Linked DNA regions of Mus musculus: regions 2, 3, 4, 5, 6 and 7 are each linked to region 1. Evidence: chromatin loops called from intact Hi-C (ENCODE). Cell type or tissue: left cerebral cortex. All regions are shown on one strand.

Evidence for each region. A loop is a pair of places that touch in the nucleus more often than their neighbours do. Peaks named below come from ENCODE experiments on the same cell type or tissue, not always from the same donor. Only the 100,000 strongest peaks of a DNase experiment are listed, where the experiment ranks them.
Region 2: it touches region 1 in a loop (15-fold over the local background); 23 of 42 quality-filtered maps call a loop at or near these places.
Region 3: it touches region 1 in a loop (7-fold over the local background); 9 of 42 quality-filtered maps call a loop at or near these places.
Region 4: a loop joins it to region 1, with 2.1 times the contacts of the local background. A loop is called at or near these places in 2 of 42 quality-filtered maps.
Region 5: it touches region 1 in a loop (4-fold over the local background); 8 of 42 quality-filtered maps call a loop at or near these places.
Region 6: it touches region 1 in a loop (4-fold over the local background); 6 of 42 quality-filtered maps call a loop at or near these places.
Region 7: it touches region 1 in a loop (3-fold over the local background); 4 of 42 quality-filtered maps call a loop at or near these places.

Annotation. Positions count from the first base shown.
Region 1 is chr12:50,942,014-50,946,013 of GRCm38, forward strand. No RefSeq gene overlaps it. Among named protein-coding and RNA genes, the nearest start is that of Gm34581, 37 kb to the right of the region's middle. In left cerebral cortex, a CTCF peak has its summit at 1,805 (motif pointing left); DNase peaks (open chromatin) are centred at 1,817, 2,329 and 2,754; H3K4me3 peaks cover 846 bases; H3K27ac peaks cover 974 bases.
Region 2 is chr12:50,312,741-50,316,740 of GRCm38, forward strand. No RefSeq gene overlaps it. Among named protein-coding and RNA genes, the nearest start is that of Gm34523, 93 kb to the left of the region's middle. In left cerebral cortex, a CTCF peak has its summit at 2,055 (motif pointing right); a DNase peak (open chromatin) is centred at 2,086.
Region 3 is chr12:51,186,849-51,190,848 of GRCm38, forward strand. No RefSeq gene overlaps it. Among named protein-coding and RNA genes, the nearest start is that of Gm34745, 32 kb to the left of the region's middle. In left cerebral cortex, a CTCF peak has its summit at 1,590 (motif pointing left); DNase peaks (open chromatin) are centred at 1,033, 1,174, 1,584 and 2,027; H3K27ac peaks cover 2,117 bases.
Region 4 is chr12:50,533,002-50,537,001 of GRCm38, forward strand. All of the region lies in intron 1 of Prkd1 (protein kinase D1), which reads right to left. Among named protein-coding and RNA genes, the nearest start is that of Prkd1, 110 kb to the right of the region's middle. In left cerebral cortex, a CTCF peak has its summit at 1,730; no DNase peak of the experiment used is centred here; H3K27ac peaks cover 130 bases.
Region 5 is chr12:50,699,605-50,703,604 of GRCm38, forward strand. No RefSeq gene overlaps it. Among named protein-coding and RNA genes, the nearest start is that of Prkd1, 52 kb to the left of the region's middle. In left cerebral cortex, a CTCF peak has its summit at 2,172; no DNase peak of the experiment used is centred here.
Region 6 is chr12:49,950,039-49,954,038 of GRCm38, forward strand. No RefSeq gene overlaps it. Among named protein-coding and RNA genes, the nearest start is that of Gm40418, 170 kb to the right of the region's middle. In left cerebral cortex, a CTCF peak has its summit at 1,924; DNase peaks (open chromatin) are centred at 1,195, 1,933 and 3,061; H3K27ac peaks cover 3,626 bases.
Region 7 is chr12:50,109,726-50,113,725 of GRCm38, forward strand. Gm40419 (a long non-coding RNA gene) reads right to left here. Exons shown (of 3, transcript XR_872736.2): 2 at 2,556-2,638. Among named protein-coding and RNA genes, the nearest start is that of Gm40418, 8.6 kb to the right of the region's middle. In left cerebral cortex, a CTCF peak has its summit at 2,143; DNase peaks (open chromatin) are centred at 561, 1,400, 1,700, 1,794 and 5 more places; H3K4me3 peaks cover 1,066 bases; H3K27ac peaks cover 3,842 bases.

The DNA of each region.
Region 1 (4,000 bases):
TTAAAGTCCTAGGGAATGACTAAAAAGTGGACCAAATGAAGCCAATAGATCAGGAAGAATGCTGTCTTCATTCAACAAATAAGAAAGATGTCTGCAAGATGGTGAGGCTTATGAGAAAGCAGGAAAGCAAACAAAAGACCTGAGAGTTATTTATGTAAAGTCAATAAACAAGATACTTTCCTTCACCAGAAAAAAAATTGTAATCCACATTTAGAAAAAAAAAAAAAAAAGAATGCTGTTTAAAAAGACCAGTTGTTTTATTTGTAAACAAGCAATTAAGCAAAAACAAACCAAGGAAGATTTTTTTTTCCTTTCTTAGCACTTTCTTATTCCAAAGTTAGTGGAGTGCTAGATTTCTAAACTTTATTTACTAAATAATCACACAGAGCTTGAATTCAAATGTTTTTAACCTAGATTTTTGAGACTTACATGTCGTCAGATACAAGTCAAGAACAGAATACAATATAGAGCATTTTCTTTACTGCATTAGTTTATTTATGGAGGGGGGTCTGTACGGCCATACATGTGTGGTAGTCAGAAACCAGGTTCAGGTCTTTGACCATATGAGTTCCAGGGATTGAGTTCCCGTCATCCAGGTTGACAGCGAGCACAGTTACACTCAGAGTCACCCCCTTGTTCAGAAATGTGCAGTTGCATAGCATCATGGGAAGAATTTAAAGCTCACATCCCCTTGGCATGCTCATAACAACCGTAAGCACATTACCAATTATTTGTCAACTTCAGTTCTTAGCCTGTAGAAAAAAAGCCAAAGCATAGAATTAGCGTGAGAACTAAGTAGTAGAAATGTCTGTGGACTCTATGACACCAGAGTGACGGCTTGGAACTCTCATTATTGTCTTTGTAGTAGAGGAGATGTTGCGTGGTATTTGAGTATTCATTTTGTTTTCCATTTTTATCTTTTTCATTTTTCAGTATTATGTGATTGGCAAATAATAAAAGACAAACATTTATTGAATAGGAGAATGAATAAAAATATTTTGCCTTGACCATTACCATTATAATAGGCTTTTGACTTTGAGTTGCTCAGTTACAGATGGTACATGGCTTTTTGAAATGTTTGAGCTTTCTGTCTTGGTAGCATATCAAATGGTCCACCCTTGCTGGATCAAGCTTAGTGTCTCAAGCAGCAGCTTGTTCTGATCAAAATAATGTATAGCCAACCTACAGACAAATACGGCAGCATGCATTGAGTCTAGCCCTATCTACTAGGATGTACGTAAGCTTAAGGAGCCTACTTTCCAAATATTCTAAATACCAGGTAAGAATGTGAAAGAGTACGACGTGCATCTCTTTAAGTAAAACAAACATAATATGCTCACACTTTCACCTTCCACAAAACATGAGCTTGGAATCACAGAGTGTGTTCTTCCTAGAATCACTGCATCCAGACGTCCAGACATCCCATTCCCCTCACTTCCCTAAGTTTTCACCTCTGTGTAGTGCACACAGACATATGGACAGATCAACAACAGCCCTGAAGGGAGCTGCAGCCACCCAGCATGTACATTTTGCAGTTCCTTCAACCTGTTTCCCATCCTGCCCATCCCCTACGCAAATCAGGTTTGAATGCCCAAGCTTGTCACCTGGTATACAAAAATGCAGTCTAACACTGTATTTATTAGCAAACCCTTTCCCTTATGTTTAATTTATTGTTACGGTTTTTAAATGTACAAACAGTTATACCAGTTTTATACACAAAACCACAGGTACCGTTTTGTATCTGTCAAAATTCCAGCAGCCTGTGGCGAGAGACAGTTGAATAGATGTCCTGTGCTGCCACCTAGTGCTTTGGTGAAGATGTGGCCGTGTTCACGCCTCGGGAAACCAGGAAACAAAGGCGCACATCGTATGGAATAGCTACTCAAGAGCATTAGCAAACAGATGCACGTATGATCCTTGGACCATATTCCCCGCAACCACGCAACCTAGCTTGTTTTCACACAATAGCCGCTTACATCCCTGCTCTTCGCTGGCAAAACTCCGGCCTTCTAGCCTGGGGGCACCTGGTTTAAATCCAAACTGACTGGGCAAGCAAACCCGCTCTCAGTTCTGAGCCTCTTTCTACAGCTCCCATCTGGCCAAGGTTTCCTTGGCAAGTCTCTTTCTCCTGGAGGGACAGTTTGATCTGAATGTCTGGCCTATTACTTCAATTTGGATAGAAGGTATAAAGGAGTCAGACAGCTTTAAAAAAAAATCATTATCTTTAAAATTGACTAAAACAGCAGCCATCTTCTTTGCAGCGTCCAAAAGTGAAGCTTCTGAATTCCTTTCAGCGCCCAGGGTTTGTATCACCGGTTAGACCCTAGGTCTGCCTCTGTGTTCCTCCCCTTATTGCTGCCCGAGTCCCCGAAACACCATTCTTCTCCTCAATTAATAAATTAGCATGTTGCACTTACACAAACAGTATTTTTAAAAGTGCTATATTAGGCACTGGTTAGTGGGTGGATAAAGGAAAAGAAAATAGCCTTTCAGTGTGTCTGTGGATCACCACCTCCTGTCTCTTAGCCTACACTATCCCTTTTCTCTTCAGACCTTCTAAAACCCTGGACCCACTGACCCTTTCACCGTATTGATTCTCTTTCTTTACCTATATGTATGACTCCTATTGTAAGAATATTAGTACTTCACTTAAACCTTTCGACACCCCTCCTTCCAGTAAATTTCTTTTTCCCTGTTTTATCCCAATGCAGTAAATTCACCAAGCCCATATGCTATTGTCTAAATGTGCAGATTAGAGCCAGTCTTTCTACTAGAGCCCAGGAACTGTGTGCCAGGGCTGGGTAGTGCTTCTTTGCCTGACTTCTGAAGGCTCTGACACTAGAAGTTCTCTAAGATCCAACCGTTCTGGCAGTCCGTGTCTCCAGTCATTCACCACTTAGCCTGTAAGGAACTTCACTCTGGTAAATCCTCTTTACCCTCCTGGAAATCATCACTTCGCCATGGCTCTTAACTGAATTTCTTACCACTTGTTTGTTTCTATTTGTCAAATGCTCCATTGTTTTCCATCCTTCGTGTTTTGCTTTTTTAACATGAACTTCATCTGCATTTGATTTTTATATGTTTAACTTTATAAATACTTTTACCTACCCATCCTTTGGACTATCCAGGCTTTGTGATGGTGGTGATTTTGACAGCAATGGCATGAGTGGTTCACAGGTTACCCCTTCTTCAACAACAAAGCCAAATCATCCATGTCTCCAGTGTTTTTCTAACCATTTTCCAACCCCATGACACATTCAGCAAAATGGTTGTTGGTTGTAGCCATATATGTTAGGGTAACAAACCCTGTGTTCGTGATTCTCACCTCTGAACTTCGCCCATGCCAGATCTGTCCATGGCTATCAGAAGCACCAGGACACTGAGATTTCAATGATGCTGAGCTACATGGACTCATTAGGTTTATATGTATATAACCCTCCTCCAATCTTTTTCTACATATTCAGCCAGTAGAAAATATGTTTAAGTCCTGATTGCTTTATACCAGGATTGTAAAGTTCCTTTGGCTTCTAATTCAACTCTTATACCCATTCATATATAAAAAAAAAAAAAGAAACATGGCTAGTCTTTCAGACACTTTGCTCTTATGCAACTCACCTATAAAAACCCACAAGCACATCTATTGATTCTCTCTATCTTGTTTATATCATTTCTACGTGTGTGTGCTTATAGATTCTATACTAGACCCTACTCCAACTCCATCTGAGCTCTCCTACTTGTTCTCTGACATGTCCCATGTTTTAGTCCACTCCATCTTTCTGGCATTTCTTGTAAAGGAATATTTTGCACAGAGCATTTCTTGCCCTCTGAATTCTCATTCATACTTTCTAAAAACTAAGCCTTACTAACCTCTTAAAATGCACATAGAGAAACTACAGACAAGACTCAGCTGATCAGAGACTACAGACAAGACTACAGACATCAAGACTACAGACATCAGAGACTACAGACAAGACTCAGCTGATCAGGTGCTTTCTATGAA
Region 2 (4,000 bases), 630 kb before region 1:
ACAGTATAGTTTAACCTAATACATTTTTTATAATTTTAGAATATGTTCCATTTAATATTTATTTATTTATTTATTTATTTATTTATTTATTTATTTATTTATTCTAAAGATTTGTTTAATGTGTAAGTACACTGTCACTGCCTTCAGACATACCAGAAGAGGGTATTGGATCCCATTACAGATGGTTGTGAGCCACCATGTGGTTGCTGGGAATTGAATTGAACTCTGGACCTCTGGAAGACCAGCTAGTGCTCTTAACCACTGAGCCATCTTTCCAACCCTGCCCCATTTAATATTTATATGTTCATTTTAGGCAACTAATTATTTTGACAGTATATATGAGGAATGAGTAAAGACATGAAGTGTTTGACAACTTCTCTGGATAAAAACAGATTAAAATCAGTTTTTATTTGAGTATATTCCAATATATTCTTTGACTCACAGTGTTAATTTATTAAGCTATATGTAATGTGACTTGCAGGTAAGTGAATTCTTCTCCTTCCTCTTTATCCTGGTATCTTCCACTGCATTACTGTTATTATCATTCTGGCTGTAAGTCTTTTTTCAATGCTAGCTCAGTAAGAGTCTAAAGTTGCTTCTAATATGTAACAGGTAGTCTTTCTTAAGCTATCTCTCTTCTCGTTACAGTTGGGTGGTTGGGAACAAATAGATGATAGAAGCCTGCATATATTGGATACTTGATGGCTCTGAAGAAGGTCAGTCCTTCAGTGGACAGTAATCAAAATTAGTTCCATGATACCCACCATTCAGAATATGCACAAATGACTTAACTGTGAGAACGTTCATAATTTAAGCTGACTTTCTAATACTAGATATGAAGGACATTTGTCTCTCCACACTTTTATCTCTTTGATCAAGACTGTGTATTTTGAAAGTTTTTTTTAATATGGCTTCTTATTAATGATATAACTTAAGGAAATTTTCTTAACTGAATAAGAATAATAGATAGATGCTCTTTCTATCTATTACCAAACCCTGATCGATCCAAAGTTTATATTTCTAAATTTGTATTACATTCATTTGTTTGTTTGCATGAATGGATGGGTGGGCAGACAGCAGATTATTGGAAATCTTTGGGAGAGTGGCTCTCCCCTCACACCATGGGCACACCAGGTTCTGAACTCAGTTCTTCAGGCTCAGCAGAAAACACCTACATTCACTGATCCAGCTCAGTAACCCAAAGTGTATAAGTTTTGTTAACTTAAAATATTAGTGAAATTTTGTTCAAATTCTGTTCTTCAGACTGAACACTAATGCCATTGCTAAATTCCATGGTCACTTAATGACTTGGAAGAACAGCAACCTCTGTGTTCACCCCTAAAATATTGGTTAATAAAAACCAAGATTATGCTCTCTGAGCAACTTTTAGTTCCAACATTTCACAGTTTTACAAGCATGTAAAAATATCTCGTTTCATATGAGAAGGAATAGTAGAATGAAAAAATATTTAATAATGATGATCTTACAAGTTACCATGACCTTTTACAATTTATCCACACCACCTTAATTATCCGACAGTGGTTATTGCACCTCTAGAGACAATTAGATACTTCATATCTTTAGAAAGTCTGTGTCTTATACGTTGAACTAGAACAAAATAGAAGCTAGAAGTTACCCTGTGTTCAAAGATATTTTGATTTGAGTGTCAGAGAAAATTCTTCCATATATGCAAACATATTTTCTGTGTTCATTAAGCCATGGTTTTTATTTTTGTTTAATATCATGGTGTAACTCAAATAATATTACTCAGTTTTTCTAATTTTTATTAACTTTTTTCAGTAGTACTATAAAAAGAAATATGAGGGGAAAATAAATTTCAGGATGGTCACCCAGGAGACACATCTGCCCAGATTAAACCATTAGACAGGCATTTAATTAGCATGTGCCCTTTTCACCAGCATTTTTCAGTTAACTTTAATGTGTTTTAACCAGAATTATTATTAATGATATGAGTAAGGGCATGGGTCTATCCAGAGGAAAAATCTTCAATCAACAACACAGATGGAATCATGCAAATAACTATAATGACCACAAGGTGGCAAAGCACACAAATCTACTTCATTCAGCCTGGGATCTTCCTGCAGGACCTGGGTGGGGGAGGGACCACTTCTAAGAGGGTCTCCTGGGCAGAATAGCAAAACTATATTCATTTCTCAAAATTGCACTTGCTCCAGATTCCTGGCTTCTGGCATGAATCTATGCACCACATTGCTACTCTATCATAAACATTTCTGTTTTAGCATCAAATTGAGTTAAAAGAAAAGCTTCATGTGTACATGAAAAGCAAAATTATTAGGTCCCTCTCTTATGGTGTAAGAATTCATTTGATGTCACTTTGACTCAGTCAGGCAGTAAGCATTATTACTATGTAAATTCAAACCCAACATGTGGTTATATGTTGTGGTTATCTTTCCACATTAGTTATCTTTGTGAACTACAATGGTATTACCGCTGAATCTGGGACTACATAAGATCTAGCCTTTGATTGCTCTGCCATGCGCAGCCTGCATCCTGTACACATCTTTGGCTTCAGGGTTTTCCACTCCTACATCCTTCTCCCGACATCTCCCTGTCCTCTTCCTTTATTTGTGCTACGTTTTTGTCATGTAGCTAATATTCTAGCACCTGAAAAAAAATCATCCTAAAAGTTGTGTAGGCTTTCAGGGTGGTGTATTCAATATTTTGGGAAAGTAATATATCTATATTTTAAGTTTCACATCTAAAAAGGCAATCGTGAAGGAAGTTTATGTAATGTTTAAATTACTACTTACTTTGAGAAATGAACAGATTTTCTAGCCTAATAATGTTGCACAGCTGCTAAGTGGCATCTTCAAGTACTTTTATGGTTTAGAGAAATTATTTTACTATTGTTAATTTTAAAATGCTAGAATAGAACTGTAATGCACAATCTGTCTAAGTGCCCTAAAAAAAAAGCTCAGCTATGCTTCATGTATCACCTTGTCCAGGCACCAAAGCACTTATTATGTTATTTCATGATTATTACTTTTATCATTGTTTTAATTTTTAAAATTTGTTTCTTGTGATACCATTATCCTAAACATAATAAAATATGGACTACTTTATGGAAACTGCAGGTTATTGTCATGATAATCAAGTACCAGACTTATAGACTCTAGTCAGATAGATAAGGTGAGAAATTATCCAATGAATGTCTATAGCCTTATCATGTGATATGATGGGGTTCACTTATGCCCATATGGTACAGCTTGCATATTGTTAGAGTAAAATCATTAGTTATGAAAAGTAGCTAGCACTCTGAATGTACTGAGTCCTGACTTTCCTCCATCCCCAATTTCTTGATATCCCTCTGACTTATTGCTCCATTTTTTCCCCATTTCATTTGTATTGTTTTCTTAGGGCTACAGGTCTAAACGCTATAGAATTTATAGCCAGTTGAAAGTAGAAATTGCAACAAAATCAGAGCAGAAGCTGGAGAACAGGATATATCTGTTAGGTATCAGTGGCTAAAGGCATCTTGCTTGAAAAAGGTTTCCTGTGAGCATCCACAGCCACTGTGATGAATCAGAAATCTACTTTACCTGAAAACAATAGGAGAAACAGCCTGAGGGGAGATCTGACAAGGGAAAGTGCCTTGATATCCAGACAGAGGGTCCAAAGAAAGCTTCTGGGCGCTCCTACAGCATAGTAGAGTTTTGAGGACACGCGGAACCACTCTTCTGAGATTTCATGAATGAAACAGGAACCTCATGGGGCTATGGCACTTTCTTTTTTTTTTTTTTTTTTTTTGACTTTTTAAAATAAATTTTATTTAAAAGAAGAAATGGCAAAAGTCAAAGCATTTTGAGTCTCTATGAGCAGCAAATTAAAGGCAAAAAAAACAAAACAAAACAATAAAGGCTAGTTGAGAGGTATGTCTGGTCATCTGAGCCTGCAACCCAAGCTACTCTGGATACCAAGGCAGGAAGATCATAAGCTACAGCATGAGTTCAAGGATAAC
Region 3 (4,000 bases), 240 kb after region 1:
AAGGTTTAAGTAAAGAAATTTTCAGGAGACACCTAGGACAGAAAAACCAAATTGCAATTCCATATTACAATATTGCAAGAAGATCTGACCTCTCTGTGTGGTACAATGGCACATGAGTAGCAAATGAAACAGGGCTCGGAGCACAATCCACACAAGTGTCAAGTTGTACCTGATAAACGAGTACAGAACCTGGAGCCCCATCGTGATGAGGCTATTCTGTTTTTCATGATACTTATTTTCCTAGTGCTTAAAATTCATAGTTTCTGCACAAAATAAAGTAAAGATGGCATTTGTTATACTAACCTCACTAGAGTCAGACTAGTGGAAGTTAAAAATCCCCGGTGACGTGTAGACTTATTTGCTTTGGGTTGGTAGCATCTGAAATATAATGATCGGTACCACGATCTCTTTTAAAAATGTCTCATAAACTGAGATGTGTGGGCTGCTGGGTTGGTTTAGTTTCCTCCTTATTGTTAATGGTAGCTTTTTTCCCTGTAAATAAACTTAGTTAGACTTAATGATCCTTATTGCCTTTTAATTTCGTGCAGAGAATATGTCATAATAAATAAAAGTGATATAGAATGCTTATAATTAGACAATAGTCAAAAATCCTCAATACTGTGGATAAGACTTAACATGTGCGATTTATAATGGGTAACAATTGAAAACCTCTAGAAAACAACCAGGCCGGTTCAGTTATATTTTTGCTTAAAAGGCTATTGTGTGTTGGCCCCTTTTCCCATGGTGAAGCTTAAGGTGGATAACATGCCATGATTTCAACACTGAACTCCACAGTAGAGAGAAGTAGCAGGAGGGAATGCACAGACTTCTTTCCCAAAACCCACTGCCTAACTTAAACGCCTTTTGATTGGCTTCTCATTTTCGTTCTCAACAAAAATGATTGGAAACAAGCTGCCTTAAACCCTTCACTTTAGCTGTTAACAGAGCCAATCAGAAAAAAAGACCGGTTTTGAACCTACCCAGTAAATAGGTTCAAACGTTTAAAGACATGGCTCTCAGTTGCCCTTTGCTAAAGAGATGCCTTCTTCAGTTCCTCGAGAAGAGGTTATTGGTTTTGCTTCCTGAAGCACCAAATGAATTTTAAACTGCTTTGTAATAATTAACATGTTCCAGAAAGAATCCCAGTGCTATGTTTTGATTCATTATCCCAAGAGCTACAGATGCTGTGGCGGAAGCTGCGTTCAGCTCAAGGAAAACACTTCTCAGGAAGGAGTTTTGGGGTGCTGGCCTCTGTTTTTGCTATATATTATGTAAAAAAAAGTGCTTGGAATCAACTGGAAATAATCCTACATTTAAACAAGACTCTCGTGTCAATTTTCCCCTCCCAATCATATTAAGAAGTCAGTAAAATATGAATTACATAAAACCAAGGGATTCATGTAGCCCTCACCTGTTACATAAGAAGCAGAACATTATGTAATGTGCCTTTTCTTACTAATTCTTCAAATTCTGAATGCTTTGTGTGACACCAAAGAACACTGAATAATGGTGTTTAAATATTTTTAACTGTTTGAATATGCACAGGGCATCTACACTAATATTGCAAGTAGTTTGGTGACATCTAGTGGCAATAAATGGTGACTTGCAGCCAGAAATGTTCAGATACCACAGCAAAGGAGGCTGCTGGAACCATGAGAATATAGGCAAGCAAAGAAGAGATTTCTTGCCTTCTTGAAAAATTACTTCACACTTATGGCAACTACTATAAAAATGTTGATTGTATAATGCAGAATCTTCATAAAGCATTTAGAATGAACACACATGCACACACACACACATACGAAAACTGTAACACTTCCACCTACAAGAAACGACCATTCATATTAAACATTTTCTCTTCCTCACTTTGTATGTTTTGATGATCTTTCCCACTAAGTATGGAAATTCCCAGTATATAACCTTATAGCCTGGTTTGTAACCATACAGCTGTTTTTGCATGCCGCTTGTGTAACAATGAGAGCTCTGAGAGGACTTGCACTTCACGGCTGGATGCCATACATCGACACGTCCATGGCTTCTGTGTGACAACCCAGGACGGAGCAAGAGCACAGTTGCAGAGAGGGTCTTTCACTGCAGCAGTTTTTAAAGTACTACGTTGTTCAGACACATGACAAATGTGTGCTTTGCATTTATTGCTGTGTTAGTGGAGCCTAAAGACATGAGAAATGATGGGCCTAGACCTTACCACAGACTCAAGCATTCTAAGAAGGAAGAAGGAAGTGTATTTTAAATCACAGAGCTATGAGCAGTGTAAAGCATCTTACACTGGGTGTAGTTAGAATTTCTAGTAAAAGGAGGAGCAGTCGATCCTTAAATGAGAGATAACAGCTGGGTGGGAGTTGAGAGTAAGCAAGAACCAAAGGTACGCTGGGCATGGTGGTGCACACCTTTAATCCCAGCACCCGGAAGGCAGAGGCAGGCGGATTTCTGAGTTCGAGGCCAGCCTGGTCTACAAAGTGAGTTCCAAGACAGCCAGGGCTACACAGAGAAACCCTGTCTCGAAACAGACAAAAAAAAAAAAAAAAAACCACGAAGGTACTTTGCTAGAAGCAAGCCTGAGCAAAGTCAAGAATGGACTGGCATGATGTGGGCTGGTATCCCCCAGGGAAAGCCACAGCAATGGCCCATGTGACTGGAAGAGGAACAGAAGTAGATGGTGGAGGCTTACCAGCATAGTTAGAATATGCACTGAACATTCCTTTTTAAGGACTGCAACGTGATTACGTTAGCATCCTATAAAGTCGTGCTGAGGAAGTATAGCGCACAAATAACAGAGACCAGCTAGTGGGCTGCCACAGCATTCAAAGAATGAGGATGAGGCCCGAACCCCTAAATACTAAAGTTAGACAGAAAGCCGGAGATCCACAAGCTAAGAGAAGACAGACTAAAAGACTCAAATGTGCTGGTCAGCAGAAAGGGCGTGCCAAGGGGCATGTGGGCCTAGGCTGACTATGACTAGAGGGAAATCAGACAATGATTAACTTTGGAGAAATGTATATGAATTTTAAACTGCACACTGACAATGTGGTTCAATGTTAACCCAGCTTTAGTGCTCTTATTAACATATAAATGTGTGTGTGTATGTGTGTGTGTGTGTGTGTGTGTGTGTGTGTGTGTGTGTGTGTATACATGCATACATATATGGTCAAGTTATTAGGGACTTTCTTTAGCAGATGGGTCAAAATTAGTACATCTTCACCACCCCAATGCCAAAGAATGCTGGTACTGTGGGTAGGATGGTTAACATCTCTAATTGGCCCCTGTACAATACCAGGACTTAGGGGGTAAAAGGAGTGCTCAAAGGGTTAGAGACATAATCAAAGAGACTCAAAGGAAAACTAATTTTAGCTGTCACTGAGGTTTGTCTGTATCGTGTCATTAAGAAGACTAAATGACCTGCTGAACTGTGATACTGAGAATGCATTGCTACTGTGGAGAACGGCAAGATGATAGACTCAAGCTGTCTGATGACTCTGTGCCTGTGCCTACATACATACAAAGTGCAGGGGAGAGCTTAGAGGGGCCTGGATCCCCTGAGCAGTGATCCTATGTGCTGTCAGCATCAGCATGCACCGCCCTTGGCATGTGCTACAGCTGCCACTGACAGCGAGCTCAGCTAGGGATGACTGCTTTACAGACATTATTATCTCATTGGAATTCTCCCGAAAAGTCTCTGAGTTTGACCCTTTGATGCTTATGCAAGTTTACATCATTTACCCAGAGCCACTCAACCCATCGGCAGAGAAGCTTAGATTCAAACCGTGCTCTCCAACTCTAAACCTCTTTCTCTCACCATGGCCCTCCCTCACTTTGGCTCTGTTCATTTTTTTTTAACATACCAGGTTCTGTTTTGTTGTTGTTTAATACTTTGCAATGAACCGTGCATGCCTCTAGCTAAGTTATTAATATCAACATAGCTTTTTCTTCATTCTTCAGGCTTGTGGTTCCACAATTGACTTTGTAGTATCTCTTGTTTTGC
Region 4 (4,000 bases), 410 kb before region 1:
GGCATTCAGTGCATTCAGTCACAGGTAGAGCTTCTCAGCGGCCTGAATCAGGGCAAGTGGGGTTTCAGTGAATGCATACCCCGATGTAAAGTCAAACAGATCTGTGTATAGTGTTTAAACACCTGTAGCGCTTTCTAACAAGAACAACGATTGTTTAACACTTACCCTTCTGGCTCAAGTAAAACTTTCTGTCATTTCGGCCACTTCATTCTTTTATCATTCCGGTTTAGTGGACTATGACGTAATCATATCCCAGACAATTACTAGGCTCTTTCATATGTGTTACTTGTTCAGATATCTCCTGACCAAGGTGCTATGTGACCATTTTCTAAAGTGGTTGTACCAAAGCCATTAGCAGTATATCAAAGTTCTAGCTTAACAAAATGGAGTAAGGCCAATCACTTCAGTATTACCTCTTGTAAAAGTATACTTTCTATAACTTCCACACTATAAACAGAATGTATATAACCCACATGTTATAGATTACAAAAGTGATAGTGTACTCATACTTTACTCCCAATGAAATAAATTACACATAAAAAATTCCTCACATAATACAAGGTTGTTACTACTATAAAAGTATAAACTTTTTATTTTTATTTTTTTTCTTTTTCCAATTTTTTATTAGATATTTTCTTCATTTACATTTCAAATGCTATCCCAAAAGTCCCCTATACCCCACCCCCCGCCCTGCTCCCCTACCCACTCACTCCCACTTCTTGGCCCTGGTGTTTCCCTGTACTGGGCCATATAAAGTTTGCAATACCAAGGGGCCTCTCTTCCCAATGATGGCCAACTAGGCCATAAAATGTCAATATTCTTATTTAATAATTTAACTAATTTTTATAAAATTAGAACCCAAACATAAATAAATTATATCCCAAACATAGATTAAACCATTAAACAATATTAAAATAAAATGATTTTCAAGAAATCAAATTTCATGCTACAATTTTACAGTTAAGAAAAATGAGAAATATTTTAGTATAATTATAAAATATTGATGACACTTGAAGCTTTGAACATCAGCTTCTCTCATGTATTGCTTTGTAAAGAACTTTTTTAAACATTGGAAATTTCCAAGAACAGTACTGGGTACATTTGTACTTAGAAACGCTTCAGTCAGGACACTAAAATTCGCTGATCATCACAAGTAAGAAGTGAAGAGTTTTTCCATTTTAGTGACAACAGCTGCCATTCTGTAAACACCCTAAGTGCCAGGATGGAGTGATGCTGAATCACAGGAGCCAAATGACAAGGTGTGTTCCCTAAAGAAAAGGGACGCTCACAAAGTGTGAGCACAGCAGTACATGGGAAGAGGAGGCACTAAGCATGAAATGCATGAGGCAGGCAAATAATTCAAGTTCACTTAGCAGGCGGTGGACACAGCCAATGTAAGTGTGGCGCCAACGTTAGGCCATTGCTTTAAAAAAAAAAAAAATCACACATTCTTCTTATGTTCCGGAACTCAGTGAGATCTGCTCACAAAATAAAATGCATTAAACATTCAAGGAGATAACATGGCAAAATAGAGACAGCTACAAATCAAGTTCTTTTTAACAGATTTTACACTACACATGAAAAAAAAAAACTAACAATCTGCTGATTATTAGCGCTGCCAAACTGGAAAAAGTTCTTGTGGTTAAAATAAAAGCAAAATATGCATAAATATATAGGAGTAACAAAAGACTATTTTTGCTCCTGGGAGCACTGTAATTTGGCTTAAATGGTAGGTGTTTCTTCAGGATAGAGAATGTAACTGCACTTAAAGACACATCCGATTGTATATTCATATATGCGGTAGTCATTTTTTAAATGCTGGTAGGAAGAAACTATCTACAGAAAAGAAATAAAAAAGATTATAAATTTAAAATAATCTAGACTACAATGACAAAGACGCTGTTTACTTTTTTCTGCTTCCAGATGAATCTAATGAGTTACATTTTGCTTAAAGTAAACACAATCTGTTACCAGGACCTCACCTGTCCTAAGATACTGTGTTCCTACATCCCATAGTCTATAAAGGACATCTTCTCAATGCAGTGTTTTCTGGAGAAGTTGAAAACATAAAACCATTGATGTTTGTTCGTTTGTTTGTTTGTTTTTGCTTACACAGTTGGGTATCATACACTGAAGCAGGACTGTATTCAAATAATCATTTTATGAATGGTATTTCTGAGTTAAGTAGTAAAAGATAAGCATTCATTCAATCTTACTTAAAAAAAATTCCTTAGACTTGAAAAAGAAATGAAGTAGAGCCCTCGTGATAGGGCTCAAACCTTGAGAGTCCTCTAGTAGAGGACCTAAGTTCTGTTTCCAGCAACCGCATCACAGCTTACAACTGTCTGTAACTGCAGTGCTAGGGGACCAAACTTCCTCCTCATGCATATGCATGGTGCAAATACATACATGCAGGCAAAATACTCATAAACATAGATGATAGACAGAGAGATAGGCAGACAGAATAGATCCGTGTGTGTGTGTGTGTGTGTGTGTGTGTGTGTGTGTGTGTGTGTGTGTAATTCAATTCGACACAATGGCTTTATTTATTTAGTGGTATCCTTAAGATGGATACTTTCCTTCAGCTTTGAGATACACTTAAATTACTTTAATTTTCTTAATGTTTACGACCATCTGTCCATTCAATAGTACTTTTGTATTTTTGTGAATTCTTTAAATTTACCTCAATTTCAATTTTCTACACGCTAAATGTCTCAGTAGTACATCAAACTCCTAAATATTTTGAGATTGTAAGTAAAGAGGAAGGATAGGAAATGTCACACAATAAATCTTTTCATATATTTATTTCATATATTTAAAGATATTGTATATATATATGCATATATATATATATATATATACACATACATACATACATACATTTAATTCTCCAGTCTATTTTAGTAGTGTCATTCTTACTGAATAAAAAAGAGTTGAAGAAAAAAGTCACCTTCCTTTCTACAGTTGCCTCCTTTGTACAGCAATGTGTACTGATTCACGTTGCCACTTCATTCTCACCTAATACTCATTTACCAACAGGCCTGTTTAGAGGCTCTAACTCAACATCTTCCTCTCTCCAGCATGAGCTGCACTTGTGGTGCTTACTGGGAAATGAAACATTTTGGTGACTTAATGGTCAAATGAATGAATCAGCCTGGAATTGCTCTCAAATAGAAAATCTATTCTAACTGGAAGCTATAGCAGAATTTACCAAGTGCAGAATCATGGTTAATTATTTTAGAGTTTCCTTGGTTGCAGATATTAAAACCATTACTGCAAACAATTACATAAACATAAATCAGTATTTTGTACAATGCATATTTTAGTTATAAACTCAACTTCTGATTAACATTAGCTGCTTTTTTTTTGGTGGGTAGGTGAAAAGGAAAGTCAAAAACAGAACAAACATAACTGAGTCATATTATTTCATGAATGTTAGTTGGCTATATTAGTATACTTGGTTTTTCCCTAATTAAAAATTCTATACTTTCCTTTATGTACTGATTCATAAGTAAAGGTGATATGCATATTTGTAACACTCTTCTAAACAAGCAAATGATTTCTCTGGCTAAATGGTATCTCCCAATAGGATTACAGGGTATATTATGTTGGCATGAATTAGTTTGTTAGGTAAATAACCTTAAATGTGAAATAGCAATCAACAAGTATGCATAAAAATCATTTAAATGTGTATGGTGTGCTTTCCTGAATTGAGTGATTCTAGTTTGTCTATCTTAAATTCCTCAACTCCTAAATATGGAAATTAGTGTGAGTGACTAATTACAACAATATGAAAGTTCTTAACTATATTCTTTAATTATTTGTCACTTCATAGGACTGCCTACTTTTTTTTTCTTTTGAAAAAAGATGAACTTGTTCATTAAATTCTTTGGATGTGGAGGCAGAAATTCCTGTAGCTTCCAAAATAGAAAAATTGAATGTTTTGTAGTTAGTTCTGGGCTAATGACATTAATTTAGTAGCCATCAGCCTGTAAATGAT
Region 5 (4,000 bases), 240 kb before region 1:
TGATAAATTTGAAGCATGTACACAATTAATGTGATTGAAAGAGGAAGGAATCAAAAGTCTAAAAAAAGTCATTTAATACTACCCAAAGTACATAAGAGAGTCTCTCTCTCTCTCTCTCTCTCTCTCTCTGTGTGTGTGTGTGTGTGTGTGTGCATGCGCGCGCACGTGCGCGCGCGTGAGAGAGCACACATGTACAAGAGCACATGTATACATATAGAGATGCTCAGTAGTGGCTAAGGGCACTTTCTGCTTTTCCAGGGGACCCACACTGAGCAACTCAGGACAGCCCACACTCCAGCTCCAGGGGATCCAATGCTCTTTTCTCATGGGAGAGAATGTACACATATACATGGCAAACACATATACAAACACTCATAGCATAAATAAAAATAACAGTAAATCTTTAACATAACAAACAGTAAATGTATTGGGGCTAGAGAGATGGTCCAGTGGCTGAAGGTACTGGATGATCTTCCAGAGGTATTGGGTTCAATTGCCGGCACTAACATGGCAGCTCACAACTGTCTGTAATACAGCTTCAAGTGATTTGACACCCCCCACAGTATAAATGCAGATAAAACAGCAATGTACATATAATTAATTAATTAATTAATTAATTAATTAATGTATCATATGGTCTATAATTCCATGGGTATTTGCAACAGTAAAAAGCCACTGTGTGTTTGCATAAAGGATGTTTATTTCCTTTATATTAGACTCCATCTAGCTGCTTTGTTTCCTATAATTTTTATTGGATGTAATTAAGGATGTTTGCTCTGAAATACCTGAAACAGGAAAATTTCAGGGGAAAATGTATAGTAACTTATTTTAAAAGTCACTGGAAAGTATTGGGCATGCCTGAAGAGTAACTCAGTGCTCAGAAAAATTAGTTTGCTAGCAATGAAAGGACTCCTAAAGACATACTGCTATATCCTTAAATCAGGGCCTCACTCAGCCAACATCTGAGAGGCTTCCTCTTGGAGTAAATAGAAATGAACACAGAGTCCCACAAGTGGACAATGTGAAAGAATAACAGACTTTGGAGCACTCAACCTTACACAGAATGTCTAGATTAAATCCCTCCCCTCAAGGTCAGGAAGCGCTCTGGGAAATGAAGTAGAAAAGTGTTAGACACAAAGGGGATGGATGACTCCAAGGAAACAGTGTTTTGCAGACACAATGGGACTGGTGCACATGTAAACTCACAGAGACCTTGGCAGTTGCATAAGACCTGCGGGGGTTCAGGGTCCCACACCCTAAGCAAGAGTATTCTGCAACTGACACCCACTGTCAAAAGGGAAAATTGATTTTCCCTAATGAAACTATCACTGGGCACTTTATCTATGCTCCAAGGCAGGCCCCAAGCCCAGGAGTAGCTGTCCAACACAACACAAACTCAATGGTATTTCTGTGATTTTTTTTTTTTTGTCTTATTGGTCTTTTGTTTGTTTTGAATTTTGGTTTTGTGTTATTGTGTTGATTTCATTTGGTTTATTTATTTATTTTTGCTTTTTTTTTTTTTTTTTTTGAGAGTGACAGTAAGAGACACACAGACAGACACACACACAGAGTGTCTAATTTCATTTAAATTAGAATCAAGTGACATTTGACAAATGGAAGTAGATTGCAAGGACTACCAAAGAACTTGCAGAAGGAATTTCTCACTAATACATTTCATACAAAAAGATGTCACTTTAGTAAAGGACTAAGATGGAGGAAAAAAGTGTGAGTTAACAGTTTGGTACACAGTAGTCAAGTCTAAATGATCATAGTTTAATTATCATGGAACAGGAACAATCATTAATCCAAGAAGGGGAAGCATAGTAAGCCAAATTCTCAACAAGTGACATAGTGTCAAGTAACCTTGACTTGTACAATGTGCTAAGGGCATTCTAGTTCTGAGTCTTGTGAAGAAACCAATTTCTGTAGGATACTGACTCAACTGAATACGCTATTTAGTTTTGTCTTAGTCAGTGTTCTGTTGCTGTGAAGAGTCATCATGACCGCAGTGAGTCTTATAAAAGGAAAGTATTTAAATAGGGATTGCTTACAGTTTCAGGGTTGCTTACAGTTTCGGAGGTTCACTCCATTTTCATCATTATGAAAACAATGGGAGCATTCAGTCAGACATGGTGTTGGAGAGTAGCTGAGTTCTATATTCAGTTTGGCAGGCAGAGGGAGAAACTAGGCCTGGCTTGAGCATTTGAAACTGAAAGCCCACCTCTACTGACAAACTTCTTCCAACAAGCCCACACCTCCTAATCCCTCTCAAGCAAATCTGTGCCCTAATTAACATGCTTTTTAGCATATGAGCCTAGGGGAGCAATTTCTATTCAAACAATTATGACATTCACACTAGCAGAGGGGGTGGGAGATAGGAAATAAGGTCAAGAGAAGAAAGTGGAAACTGAAAAGTCAGCAACATAACACCAACACTATCAATAAGTGTAACTAAAGTAAGATGACATGTCAAAGACCTGAGTCATTAAAACTTTTTGCATCGTTTGCAGCAGATAAACCCGAAGTGCTGGAGATATAAATATCAAATGTATTCCTCATAGGGTATTTTAAAATAATTTTTAAATATACCTTAAAATGTAAGAAGTATAAATAGAATTGCAAGTTGACATGCAAAATCAAACAGGAGGATTCCAAAAGTTCTCTCTTCCAACTTACCAATTTGATAAAAATTCATGAAAACAAAGCAATTTAAATGACACAGCTAAGTATGATCTACTTGCTACAATTTAAACAAACAAACAAAAACCAGAAAGAGGCCTCAGCCATATTGAGACCTCTCAGGATTCCTAGTAAAAGTTAGAGAAACGCCATGGGGTTATTACAGCCAATACTTCTAACGGCTCAAGATGAGAGGAGTGAGCATGTGTATTTCTCAAGCTGAGAAAGAAAGCTAGCTGATTGGAAATGTGACCAGGAGTCAGTGGGAGAGAAAGCGTTTGGCCACTGTTCATAGGCTTAGGGCTAAGTGTTAAAAGAGCACACCACCCAAACATATTGAGTTAGTTTTTGCTTGTTTTCATGAACTCTAAACAGTAATCAGCAATTTCTTCATTTTTTTTCCTGAGAAATCTTGGGGCATGAGAGACCACATTGATAAGCTGCCAAAGTACAGTGGGGTAGCAGACAGGCTCAGAGAGCTCTTGACTCTCAGCAGGGGTCTTCAATGGTCCCCAAACTCAGCAGTGGGGATAGATGTGTGGGCTGCATCCCAGAAATGTTGACATCCTCTCGGTCTGTTTGTACCTGCTTCTCCTTATTTTTTTCCTTAAAAAAACTCTCTTATCATTAGTCCCCCGCCCCCCTCCCACACACTACTTCAGTATGGTTTCCTTTCTCTTTCTTTCTTTCTTTCTTTCTTTCTTTCTTTCTTTCTTCCTTCCTTCCTTCCTTCCTTCCTTCCTTCCTTCCTTCCTTCCTTCCTTTCTTTCTTTCATATATATATATATATATATATATATATACATATATATATATATATATATATTTTTTTTACTTTTTTTTCAATAAATTCTCTGAATTAGAATATTTGGCACAGTTGCTACTCTCCTGAACTGACCATAATTGTTGTAATTTAATCTAGGGATTAAATAACAAAAGTATGCTAACCCTTGTTGCTTCACCACACAAACATACAATATACCTTTCACAATGGATTCAGGAGCTACATGTTAAAAAACAAAAACTGAAAACCTTTTAATTGGGCAAACAAAATAGGACAACATATTCTGAGCTTGAAGAAAAAATTTATTCCATAAGACAAAATTAACTATAATTCAAAAGGAAACTATTGACAAATTTGACTGAAACAAAATTTAAAATTCTATTCATTAAAAGAGTGAGTACAAACTGAAATTGGATAGTACCAATTATAGGAAAAGTCACTTCTAACTCATTTAACAAAAAAAGAAAATACATACATCAATAAAAAAAGAAAAGCCCTCCTAATCAAAAAGGGAAAAACAAACTCCAAAACTGCAAG
Region 6 (4,000 bases), 990 kb before region 1:
AGAATATGGTCTTGAGGAGATCAATCACTGACAGGTTTCTATTTCTCAGTAAAGTCTATTGCTGCCTAACCATCAAGGGATGAACATGGGTTGAGAATGACATCTAAGGAAAAGTACCATATCAAAGACATGGAGCACGGAAGACTGAAAGGCCACTGACAAGCAAGCGAGTGAACTGATTTTTCAAATAAAAGAAATAAATATACCAATTAGTCTCATAATGCTATTTGCAGAATCTAAAAACACAATGGAAGATAAAGATTAGATACAGAGAGTCTTTGTTTTTCAATGCTTTGGCTTGTTTCACAAGCTATCTACACTCAGACAAATTTATTTATTTATTTATGAAGTTGGGATATACCAGGACTCATTATTTTCCCAATTTCAAAATAATTTTGGAATAAATAAATTCCCCAAAGTTCTTTTTCATGGCCAAGTTATTTAAATGAGTTCTGTTCATAATTTGTCATTTTATTTACGGGCCAAATTCCATAATTTTTATGAAAATGAACAATATTTAGTCTTCACAAGTTTGGAAGAGATAGAATTCTCAGTTTTAATTTCTCAGTGAATATTCTTTCTCTTTTTCTGTGACCTCAGGGAGGTTCTATTTTGCCCTTGGTCACCCTTGAACGGTGGAGTGTGTAGTCATCATTTGTTTGGAATAAAGCTGTTGAATGTGGTGGAGTTTACTTGTTATTAATTGTGGCTGCTTCATTTTGTTTAACAAGGCACTCTGATTCTTCCACTGTCTACCTAAAGGGGAAAAGCTACATATTTGAAATGTAAATCTATCCAGAATTTAGTGGGCGTTGAGAACATGCTGGGACACTTGAAGGGACAACTGAGTCCTCATAGAAATTACTTTGAATGATGACTGTGGTGGCAAATGTTGACAATCATAGCCTGGGGTGGGGAGTGTTAAGACAGAATAACAGGTCAAAGCCAGGCTGGGCTATATAACATGATATCTTGCCTTAAAATCTTATTTCTAGCAAAATTTATCATTTTGAGATGAAAAAGTTAAAGGGGAAATGCTCAGTGTTCAGCAGTGTTCGCCTTGAAGATCGTACAGTTGCCTCTTTAAATGAAATGATTTTTTTCCTAGCCCTGCAGACTACAGGTTTCCCAAGCCACGGATTGTGGCATGCGAGTGTTCCCGATAAGGAATGAGGTTCTTTTTTAAAACTCTCAAATATTCATCTTCCACATCATGTAACTCACATTCTTAAAAAATGACTGAAGACTTTTCTTGTTTCCATGTGGTTCCTGCTTTCTAAATTCTGTTGCTTGTTTTCTCCTTGGAGTTCTAAATGTTGCTTTAACATCTTTAGGTGTGATATAGATAGATTTAGAGTGATGCAGTTAGCAAGTCTCTAGCTGTAGCTTTAAAATACATTTGAAAGCCTTCTTTTGGAAGAAAACAAGCACTCTCAGAGGAAAGTTACACTTTATTTTGGAAGCATCTCTTGCAACTTTTCTTCCCAAAGGTGTTGAATTTACTATGATTATTAACACGTGTAATTAATTCTATCTAAGCTTTTCCCTGTACAGTATGTCAATAGTAGTGTGTCCTTTGAACACCATGAATACTAAAAAATTTTTCAAGAGATATTTAGATCTATTTACTGAATCAAACACACTTGAGTGATTGAGACACCGTCTTTTTACATAATGCTTACACCATACAATGAGCTTGGGCACAGTTTGCCTCTAAGTTCTACTATGTAACCACAGTCCTGCATTCATCTCAACCCTGCTCTGGTGAATTTTTTCCCTCCAAATAATTATAACTGAAGAAAGAAATCAGCATACGCATAATTTTAGCAATTTATAACAGGAAAAGTGGCTTCTACTTATTTGAAGTTAAAGTTGTGTATTCAATTATTGTTAGCAAGCACTCCACCTACTGGCTCATATGCTGCCAAGCAAGCAATCCGTGATGCAAGGCAAGTCCCCAGTAGCAAAAGATACTTTCAGCTCTGTGGCATGAATAGAACTGCAGCTTCCTGATTCCCAGCCAGGGTCAGTGGTGAGTTGCCTTGCTGCTTGTCAGGGTTAGCAGAGTTCTTAATATTAGCACGGTGCGACTGACAAGTGAACTGTGAAGGAGCTGCTCAAGGGCAGCTCCCAGGGTAGGATGGTTCACTGGGAGATGGATTTTGTAATCATAACAACGGGAAACTACCCTACAGAGTGTCACACTGATATTTCTTTTCTTGATTCAGAGTCTATGTCATCCAGGCTGGCTTAGAATTTAAGATCCTCCTGCCTCAGCATCTCTAATTCAAAAATCACAGGCATGTACCAACATGTCCAGCTTCAAAATACTTTCTTTATAGTTATCTAGATAAAATATACATGTATACAAATATAGAGGCCAAGTGCCTTTGTATAAAACTGTTTTTAAATGAGATATTTAGTTTCACAGTGGGTGAGAATTATAGACTTGCATAGCAGTGTTTCCTTTCCACCAACATGCCATTTTGAATGATACAGTATTGCTGTAGCAATGGAGAAACATAAAGCTCAAAATTGTCTTTAACCATTGACCCCCAGCCTCATGAACTTTTTAGCTGAGCCGTTATCATAACGACAAATTATATGACAGACAAAGAGAAATTATTATTAGGTATTATAATGAAATCAAGAGAAATTGAACCAGCTTTGTCCCAAAATGTCAACATAAGTTATAAATCATCACCCTCTGCCCACCCCACCCACCAATGTCCATCTTGACATCTCTTTGGAAGGACAATTTACTGTGTAATTGTTACCTCTGTGCACATATTATGTTATGATTGAATGTAGCAATAAACATTAAAGCAATTAACGTGAAATAATGCAAGAGCAAGTCAAGGCTCGTGGGCTAGATATAAAGGCAAAGCATTGGGGATACTGAAAACAGTCCTGATGGGATATGAGCTGGAGATGATCTTCCCAATTCTGTCGCAGGGTGTTATATCGAGTAGAGCTGTAAAAAAAAAATGCTGAAAGGGGAATGTTTCACTCTAAGAAATGTTTCTTGGAGTCAGTCGTATTTTACCATCGGCTTCCCATCCTCTCCAGGATGAAGGAAGAACTATCATATGCTACTAATAGCAAAGGAAGGTCTCTTGACTCCTGAAAGTCTTGAAGTTTGTATTTAAACTGGAACACAATATGGCATCAAGGAATAAAACCTTTTTTGCACTAACGAATTCGTATGCACTGATACTGGAAGCGCTTTGTAACAGCTCAATCGAACTGCACCCCAGATGCATGGATGTCTCTTTTGGCTTTGCAAGGAAAGTTTTCACGGTTATTTGAGGGTGGGGGTGGGAGTAATCAGTTGCATTAAGCATTTACCCTGCAAAACAGAGACTGAAGAATCTTAACACATGACGACACAACAGAATTTACCTGACCCTTCCAAGCTAAGGAAAACAAGACAGAAGGTCCTCTAGAGAGGCGGTATCATATATATGTTCGGAGCCTGTGCTACCCATATGCTCAATAGGACTGTTGTATCTCAAAGTTATAATAATTTGCAACGAGGTGCCAGAACCAATTATTAAATATCATATGATCCAACAGAGATGAAATAAAAATATACAGGGTCGATTTTACTGGCTTTGACTATTATAAGGCATTTTAAATGCTCTGAATTTACAGTTTAACTTGAGGGTTGTATTAGCGACATCCTTATGCTAGGAGTTTGTTCCCAGCTGAATATCATAAGCTAAATGCAGATGGCATATTTTTCCAAGGACAAAAGGAGTTTTGGCCTTACCCTCTTTTTTTTTTTTTTTAATTTGTATATCAACTCAGGAAAAGGAGACATGCTATTATGTTATTCTCTACTAATGTAAACCTTTATTCAAAAGCGCAAATGACAGCCAAAAGTACAATTCAAGTGAGAAAAAGGTAGTGTGTGATAGTACCACACAGAACGATACAGTCTCGGCCAAATTGCTGCCTATAGTGTAGAAAAAAAGAGGCACAGGCTTCACTGTCAACA
Region 7 (4,000 bases), 830 kb before region 1:
TCTAAGACTTTTTAGTGAGCATACCATTCTTCACATGCCCACTCTATAACTCAAACATATACAGACTCTAGTGAATTGATACAGTTACTCCTGATATAGGAGCCGAAATCTGCCAATGTACTTATCTTTCTAACTATAGCTAGAAATGTACAGTAGCACTCCCCTTGAAAGTTGTGCTATTAAAGACTTTGTAAGGCTACCATTGCTGTATTTACATAGCATGACATGAAGGGTGTAAGAAAGCAAGCAATCAGGAGCTTCAATCTGTGGCTCCAATATGTCTTAAAAATTTCCCTGTACTCCCATTATCCTGTGATTGTGTTCAGAGCTTGAAATTTTAAAATGAAAAAAAAAAATCCCTGATAGTAGCAATCACCATTTTTCCTGTAATCAAGCCCGTACTTCTCTCCATATTCTTTTGTTGAATTGCTTTTCTCTGTTTATTGTTGTTGCTAAACAAGGTGAGGCAACATTTTGCAACGATGACTTCTTTTACACTAACAAAATCTTAAATGCAGTTGCTGGTTTCTTTCCTGCTAGGTGCTATCAAATCCATCTTTGTATGGGAGGCACAGACCAAGATGAGTAAATTGCTCTTAGTAGGTAGTACTCTTTTCTTGACACTAGGAAGTAAATTGTCTAAGAGTTACACAAGGTTTTAGCTGCATGAGTCCCATTGATGTTAATGGGACTTACAAGGAAAACACCCCCCACTCTCAAGCAAAGCTGAGAAAAAAATAGAGTTAGTTTCTTTACGGTCTCCTCTATATTTTATGTTGCTAAGCCTGAAACGCACGCTCCTCACACACTTCTCAGTCCTCCCCTTTCTTTGACTATATCCTCCAAGATTATAAATCTTCAGCCTTTCTTTAATCATCTCTATAGACATGCTGTCAACACACACTGTTCTCAACATCATTTCCATAGTAGTGTAATTAAATGTCTCATTCTCTAATTCCCTAACGCCAAACCATGACTACTATTCAGTTATTGTACCTAGATTGGAAAACTTACTGTTGTGGTTTTAGTGAATTGTAATAAATGCGTTAGATCTAATAAATTCATTGTTTATAAATTATTATAATGTTAGTTGAATATTTTCTAGTCTTGCACAAATCTTAAATATAAAAATGACTAAATTATATATTTTTATTTTAAAATATCCATTAGTACTATTAGCCTCATTGTTATTTAAGCCTTGACTGCTTTTATCATTTCCTAAAAGTTTCATAGGGCACAAGAAGGAATAAGATCTTGGAAATCCATTGTAAGGCACTTATAACCACTTACGCATTGGTTACCGAAAGTGTTTCATAGAACAAATAATAAATAACGTTATTTGCTTCTGGCAGAGTGGGTTCATGATTCCATAATGTCTGGGGAATGAAGGACGTTCTTGTCCATATGATGGAGGCAGCAATACTACAATTGTCTGATGTCACCCTTAAATAATACATTCAAAACACACACACATACACACACACACACACACACACACACACACACACACACACATACACATACAAACATACACACACATTTTGGGTTTATACTAATTTTTTCTCTAGCGAGTTTTGATTGTGAAGAAAATCAAGCTAAGCTAGCTTTGAGCAAGATTTTTATGAGTGTTTGGTTCTGTATAGAGTTCACAAAAGGCCCAATCTTTGTGCCTACCACTTTATTTCATTACGGTGGCATTAATTACTAAGCAAGATGCCAAGTAATTGGCAAGGGAATGCTCCGTGCTTATTTATCTGGTACCTTTATCCTATGCTCCTGGCTTCTCTCCTTTACTGCACTTTTACAATAGATTACCAGGATAGGAACATAAAGAGCACAGAGTCTTTCCTTTGCACTTTTATAACTCAACTTACCTTGAATTCTTTGCCTAATTTCAAACCATACCAATCAGAAAGGATTTGCACTAAACTAACATGTTAGTCACCACCACATATACAAGGATCTAAAGTCTAAAACAAGAAAAGACTACAGACTTCTAAAAGCAAGTTATTTACCTCGCCAAACATTCCCAATTCATTCTTGTACCTATGGATTCATTACTTCTTGGAAGCTCTGTGGGAGCCTGCCATAAAGACCGAACACATCAAGCAAACATCCTGAAGTCTCAACACTAGGGGCATCTCAAAAAACATACCAGGATGTATTTTTCTCAATTTCTTTTTATTTGCCCCCAGCTATTATCAATTGCTACGGTTTTATCTCTATGTTGATCATGACAAAAGATATGTTTTTCATAAAATAACACATTTGGACATAATAACGAGAACCTTGGTTTCTATCTTCACGTTGCGGAATAGCACGACTCGTGCTGTATAGTCGCAGTTGGCTGTCCAAGGACCCTGATGCCAAATTGCTGAGGATATTCTTGTCGCTATGACAAATTGCTTGCTGGTGGGCTGTGCAGAGTGTTGTTCTGGCAGCATCGGAGTTGTCTACGTGTCTGTCACTTGGTTAGGCTGCTTCAATCTTAGGTGATTCCACCCCACTCCCCACCCCCTTTCCGGTTTCCTCAATACATTTTTTTTCAAACTTACCTTTGCTTCTCAGTGAATGGGGACTTTAACAGTCACTCGTAATGAGCCTATAGAAATGCCTTCCAAGCTCTCGGCACAGGTATCTGTAGGGTGAGAGAAGGATTTTTTTCACAGTACCATGCTTGTTTTCCATACAAACCTACAGGCTGCCATTACAGCCACCCACATTCCGGTTGGCAACACACTCATGCTCTGAGAGCTTTAATGAATCCAGACAAAATTGAACAGCACTTCTGACACGCCGGAAAACGGTGCATTTTAATGATATGTTGCAGGGTGATTTATTTCTTTAATCTGTAAAATATTAATGGGCAATATTTTTATTAACAGTTCGTTAAAAAAAGATTACCCTGCATTTTATCTGATTTTTTTGAAAACTAAAGATATTGCTTTGCAAACTTCTTATATGAAGTGTTCCTTACTAAGAGGACTTTAAAAAAATTACATAAAAAATGTAAATAAGTAGGCAATAGTCAGTAAACAAATTGGCCTGGAAACCACCTAAAGGCAATCCCAGTCATGTCTGTTGACTACCTAGGAAAGCATATAATTTAATGCTTCCAGATAATTTGAGGACAAAAATCTAACCAACTGACAGTTTTAGATAAATAATAAACAGTACTCCTATTTCATTACCGAGTTTTTAATTAAGTACAAATGTAAAGAGCTCTTAAGAACCATAAGGGATTGAGTATTTTTAAATTGTTTTCAAAAACTAAAAAGGACATGGCAAAAACGTTTTTGGTTTTTTTTTGGTTTTTTTTTTTTTAAAGCAGATATTTTTCTTAGTCCACAGAATGATAGTGAGGCTTCTCTCTGAGACATATTCTATAGTGTTGGTTTGTTATTTAAGAGTCTAGCATGTGTAAAAAAAAAACAGCTAATGGAGCTTTTCACAAAAGATAATATACATTGGAATAAAAGGAAATGAACAGGCTTTTAATCTTATGTGGAAAAATGTTTGTTTTTACTGCTTTTGAATATAAATGTACTCATTGCTCTTCTTGTTCAAACTGTAGCCCTGAATTAAGTGGACTTTAAAGCTCTTCTAAATACATTAAAGATATGAGATTTGTTTTCAAAGAACTATATTTATATTTCCGAATGTGGGGAGGCGGGAGGTGCTGGGATGTGGAGAGAATAAAAGCTATTTTAACAGCTCAACTCTCAGGGATAGAGGTGAAAATTTCAGGACAAGGTGAAGCTTGAATTATTTTTTTTTCATGCCTATTGATAGAATTTGTCAACTCTCTGGACTGCATGGGTATTTCCAAAGTGAAATGTATCAAATTATCTTTCCCTGATGTGTTTGTATTTAGCTATACTCTCTGAAGCTCTAGCAGCACACATTTCTGACACTTAGTAGCATCCAGTGTGAGGCTATTGATCCTAAAATTGCTAGGATTTTCTTAGAAGGCTGGTTGTTGGTTCTGGGCTGTTGTCAC